2 separate regions of the Homo sapiens genome follow, and region 1 is linked to region 2. The links are chromatin loops, found by intact Hi-C in ENCODE. Cell type or tissue: PC-9. All regions are shown on one strand. Links, peaks and the distances in the headings refer to the core of each region. The heading gives the core; the rest is flanking DNA.

Region 1 (2,922 bases), core at 143-2,642, 150 kb after region 2:
ATAGTCCTACCTATTCAGGAGGCTGAGGCTGGAGACTCGCTTGAGCTCAGGAGTTCAAGATGGCAATAAGCTGTGATTGTGCCACAGCACTCCAGCCTGGGCAACTGAGCAAGACCCTGCAAGGAATTGGCTCATGGCTAGGCAATTCCAAAATCCATAAGGCAGGCTGCCAGGAAGGGCAGGCTGGGACTCTCTAGCAGAAGCCAAAGCTGCTGAAGCTGCTGTCTATAGGTAGAAATTCATGTTTATCAGGGAAGCCTTAATTCCACTCTTAAGACCTTTCAACTGATATTGAATCAATTTCACCTAGATTATCTAGGATACTTTCCCTTACTTAAAATCAACTGGTTACGGACTTTAACGAAATCTACAAAATACCTTCAATAAATATCTAGATTAGTGTTGGATTGAGTAACAGGGGACTATTGCCTAGCAAAGTTGACACATGAAAAAACCATCCCAGGTAACTTCCACACAAAATCATGGCCAGAGAACAATAGTACCAGAGCAAGACTTTTCCCTCTTCTTTGAATTCCCCATCTTTGAGGCTGGAGGGCTGCATCACTCCCCCACTGCTGGTTTGTGAGAGCTGTATGTAGAGGAAAACAAAAATTAGCCGGGCGTGGTGGCAGGCACGTGTAATCCCAGCTACTCGGGAGGCTGAGACAGGAAAATCGCTTGATTCTCCACCCAGGAGGTGGAGGCTGCAGTGAGCAGAGATCGTGGGCTGCACTCCAGCCTGGGCAACAAAGTGAGACTCTGTCTCAAAAAAAAAAAAAAAATTGAAACAAAAAATGAATTGGTTATAAGAATAACATTTTGATTTAGATTGGATTAAACTTTCTCAGTCAAATGAGACTGTTAGAGTAGCTTAAATTTATTAGAAGAGCTAAATGATTTGTCTGATAAGTTGTCCAAGGGTATGGAGGCTCTGGTTGGAGAATAAAGCTCTTTCCTGATTGCAATATATGAATTCTGTTCATTCAATAAGTTGGTCATATGTATAAAGTAGACGATTGCTAAATATAACATTAGTTATCACCTTCAAAGCTTATCTCTTCGCCTCCGCGTCTATTCTCTTTGTCCTCTCTCATTTGTTGTTTTTGATGGCTACTCTATGCTTTTACTGAGAATAGAAGAATGAGAAAACCAGCTTAGATTGCGTATGTGAAATACTAGAAAGTGAGATTGTATTTTCCTTCTCTGATGACTTTACAAATAGAATGATTAAAAAGTATTTTTCTCTAATAATTTGTGTACACAGAAACTTAGGATTGACAAAACGATCTTATTTGTTCTTGACATATGTATAATTTTATGCTTTTTTAAAAAACTTTTTTTTCTGTTCATGGCCTTTTCCTCTGTTTCTTCTTCCTCATGACACCACTTTAACAACTGATGTCTTACTACACATTATTCTCATTATCTCATTATAGGATTTAACTGCCCTCTTTCGGTCAATGCCAGTAATTGCACCATTAATGACAGTTGCTAAAGCAGTCAGTCCAGTGACTTTTCAGAGGGTGCTGAGATTACAGATTCTCTTCCAGGATTCTTTGTTTGTTTAGTAGCCAATCAAGGGTAAAGTCTCTTCTATTCAATCACTAGAGGAAAAACCATTTTCTCACTACCTTGATTCTAGAAAAATTTGTGCATTCTTTTGATAATACTCAGACACAAATAGTTCTTTAGTGGCCATTCAATTATTCCCTTTGTTACTGTACATTTCCAAGATAGATTATTTGATTAGCAAAAATGCCTGCGCAATGCATTCAGGTTATTGCCAGGTATGGACACTACTAGAATGACAGTGAGTAAGAGAGAAAAAAGAAATGATACCTTTCAGTAAGAAGGAAAATGGAACTATCAATAATAGAAGGCTAATTAGTAAAGAAAAAGTCAAGAGAAGATAAGACTGAGAAAAACTTCAGATTCTTAATAAAAAGAAGGCACTCAATTATAGGAAAGTAAACTTTCTGAAAAGTAGGAGAGAAGTAGGATAGTGGTAAATTTGCTACCATTTTGAAATGGTCCATAATCATGAATATATAATTTCAGTATATGGCACAGACTCATTACAGAATCACACAGTGCTAAGTTCCTAGGCCTTGTCTGTCCTCGAACAATAGTATATAATTTAACTTCTCTCGCCTCATCTTGACAGATAAATACCATGCTATCCATTTTTCTGTTTAAGCGCCTTCTGTGTTGGGCTATCCAAGTCAGGAAATCTTTCCTTAGTATTCTGTAGGACCCATTAGGTTGAAATCAGGAGGTTTTTCACCATTTGATGGTTTGGATCTATAAGAAGGACACTTTCATATTGTTCAACCCAAATATTTATTGTCCTGTCATGAAATAGCAATGATATATTTGGAATGTCAGCTAGCTTTTCTGTCCAGTGCCTCCCTCCCATCTTCATCTCAGATATTAAATTTTACTAAAACTTACTTTTATTTAGAATGTAATTCTTCTGAATCACTTTCAGACTTTCTGTTTTTATATGTGGTTGTGTGGTCTGTGACATCACAGGACATTTTCTGAAAGGGTGCCTCACTATTGTCTCTGGGGTTGTTTTCCAAACTATTGAAAACTATTCTGCAGATCTTCATGCTCAAAATGTTTTGATCTTACAAGAACTTATCACTGAAAGATTTCAAACAACAACTAGAATTCAGATTCCTTTTTCAACTGCTTATTAAACGGTTCATTGATTGAAACATTGAGAGATTGTAGTTGTTCAATGGGAATGTCAATGGGAAGACAACTAAGTTTATGCATGAAGAGGGAAAGGCAAGTGAATCACGACCACTGCCCACCTGACAGCAGCTGTGCAAAATGCTGTGACAGACTGTTTCCAAAGATGCACATCACTGCGTATCTTCCAACAGACATGCCCTTTAAAAACAACTTTATTGCCAG
Region 2 (2,922 bases), core at 114-2,613:
ACTTCCAAAAAGATTTTTCATGAAAGTACTTTATCTACACAAAGTGACAATATTTCAAATTATCTTTGGTGGTCAAGAGGGGGTATGTGTGTGTGTGTGTGTATGTGTGTGCCCTAGAACAGCATACCATGGAAGGAATGAGAGTTGCAGTAACCTTTTGTAAAGTGAGCAGGGAGAGGGGAAAGAAGATGCTTTGACACGTAGAGAACATTCTTGGTGAAGTGTCAAGATGGAGACTGCATCTGGAAGTCAAAATCTGGAAATTTCAGCCCTGTCCATGTTGGAAAGGCTTTGTACACCCCAGAGATACATGTACTCCAGTTTGAAAATTGCTGATGTAGTGTGTATCTAGTGTCAATCAGCCTGTGTTCAAATAACAGCTCTACATCTTGCTAGCTGAATGACTTTGGGCAATTTATTTAGCCTAACTATACCTCAGTTTCCTCCTTGGTAAAATGGGAGTGATAATACCTCAAAGAGTGGTAGTGAAGATAAAATTATCTACGTAAAGTACTTAAAACTGATAGGGAGGAAGGGAGGGATTGCAAATTAGCACAAGAAAGCTTTGGGGGTGATATGTTCCATTATCTTGATTATGGTGATAGTTTCATGGTTGAATACATGTTAATATTCATCAGATTGTACACTAAATATGTGCTGTTATTGTATACCAATTTTACCTTAGGAATGCTGTATTAAACCTGGGCACAGTGGCTCACGCCTGTAATCCCAGCACTTTGGGAGGCTGATGCAGGTGGATCACTTTGAGCTCAGGAGTTCGAGACCAGTCTGGCCAACATGATGAAACCCCATCTCTACTAAAAATATAAAAATTAGCCTGGAGTGGTGGTGCACACCTGTAATCTCAGCTACTTGGGAGGCAGGAGATTTGCTTGAACCTGGGAGGCGGGGGTTGCAGTGAGCTGAGATCACGCCACTGCACTCCAGCCTAGGTAAAAAAGCAAGACTCCGTCTCAAAAAAAAAAAAAAAAGAAAAGAAAAAAAGAAGAATGCTGTTTTAAAATCTTTCATTTTTTATTTTTAAAAAATAGGGACAGGGTTTCACCGTGTTGCCCAGGCTTTTCTCAAACTCCTAGACTTAAGCTGTCCACTGGCTGCAGCCTTCCAAAGTCCTCGGATTACAGGCTTGAGACTCTGTGCCCGGCCTGTTTTAAAAATCTTAATTGGCATTTAATATATATTCAATAAATATTAGCTATTATTGTGAAGAGAGATTCTGGACCTTTCTTGCCAGGAGGTAAAATTTCCACTCTCAATGTAGGCCCCTGTTGTTTCACTGGGACCTTTCTCCCCTCTCTACAGCTTTCCCCTTCCCCAGCCCCAGGAAAGGTGGAGGCGCCACCTTCTGGTCAGAAAGGAGATTACACAATGGTGTCCTGCTTTTAAACTTTTTGTTTTGTTTTAGCATTTATTTTCGAATAGACAATACACGCCCACGTAAAAATTCAAAGGTCCTAAGAGACACCTTCCACATTTCTTCTCTCAGTTCCCTCCTCGGATGTAACCTATACTATTACTTTTGCCAAATGTCAGCGCCCTGAAATACACCACCCGAAATCTCACAGATAGGCAAAGCTGGAGTTTATTCATGTCTTAGCAAGGGAGCACACCGCCTTGCGGAAACTTGAGCAGCATCTGGGAGGGGAGGGCAAAGGGAGGATATTTATGAGGTTCTAGGTTGGATTAAGGTGGGTCTTTCAGTGAAGGGCTCTGATTAAGTTTGGGTACGGATCATGATTTAGCAAGGTGAGGGCTTAAAAAAGTTTTGGAGCATGAATAATCATTTGATAACTGTACTGGAAAGCTAAGCAATTTAAAATACGTTGTCTGGATATTCCTGAAATGAACAATAACATTATTTAAAAGTTTTATTTTAAAAAGTTTTTTCAGTTAAAAAAAATTAAAGGCATAAGTATGATACAAAGGACTTTGGGGACTTGGGCGGAAAGGGTGGGAAGGGAGAGAGGAATAAAAAACTACAAATTGGGTTCAGTGTATACTGCTCGGGTGATGGGTGCACCAAAATCTCACAAATCACCACTAAAGAACTTACTCATGTAACCAAATACCACCTGTGCCCCAATAACCTATGGAAATAAAAAGTTTTTAAAAATTTCATTTTGTGAGTGCAGAGTAGGTATATGGGATACATGAGATGTTTTGATACAGGCGTGTGATGTGTAATAATCACATCCGGGTAAATGGGATATCTATGACCTCAAGCATTTATCCTTTGTGTTACAAACAATACAATTAGGCCAGGTACAGTGGCTCACGCCTGTAATCCCAGGACTTTTGGGAGGCTGAAGTGGGTAGATCACTTGAGGTCAGGAGTTGGAGACCAGCCTGGCCAACATGGCAAAACCCCATCTCTGCTGAACATACAAAAAGTAGGCGGGCGTGGTGGCGGGCGCCTGTAATTCCAGCTACTCAGGAGGCTGAGGCAGGAGAATTGCTTGAACCTGGGAGGCAGAGGTTGCAGTGAGCCAAGACTGAGCCACTGCACTCCAGCCTGGGTGACAGAGTGAGACTCTGTTTCAAGAAAAAATAATAATACAATTGTACTTTTAGTTATTTTAAAATGCACACTAAATTATTATTGATTAGAGTCACTCTGTTGTGCTATCAAATACTACATTTTATTCATTCTATTTTTTTGTACCCATTACCCATTCCCATTACAGCTTTTATTTTTGGGGCAAGGGCTTCCTGAAATACTAAAGTCTTGTTGGTAAAGACAGTAGAATAGCAAAGTCAAGCTAATGTAGGCAGTAAAGTGTGTGGGTGGGGCTTGGCTAATTCTCAGTTTCTGGTATATCTTTTCAGAGATATTCTGTGCTTATTCAACTATACATGTATAAATTTCTTTTATTATTATTTTTATCTTTTTATTTTTTTTTG

What was found. Peaks named below come from ENCODE experiments on the same cell type or tissue, not always from the same donor. Only the 100,000 strongest peaks of a DNase experiment are listed, where the experiment ranks them.
Region 1: a loop joins it to region 2, with 7 times the contacts of the local background. A loop is called at or near these places in 20 of 110 quality-filtered maps.

The regions. Positions count from the first base shown.
Region 1 is chr12:9,038,138-9,041,059 of GRCh38, forward strand. It overlaps a transcript of KLRG1 not described here. Among named protein-coding and RNA genes, the nearest start is that of LINC00612, 25 kb to the right of the region's middle. In PC-9, for the core only: CTCF peaks have their summits at 1,430 (motif pointing left) and 1,631; a DNase peak (open chromatin) is centred at 1,454.
Region 2 is chr12:8,889,383-8,892,304 of GRCh38, forward strand. No RefSeq gene overlaps it. Among named protein-coding and RNA genes, the nearest start is that of PHC1, 24 kb to the right of the region's middle. In PC-9, for the core only: CTCF peaks have their summits at 1,350 (motif pointing left) and 1,550; no DNase peak of the experiment used is centred there; H3K4me3 peaks cover 407 bases.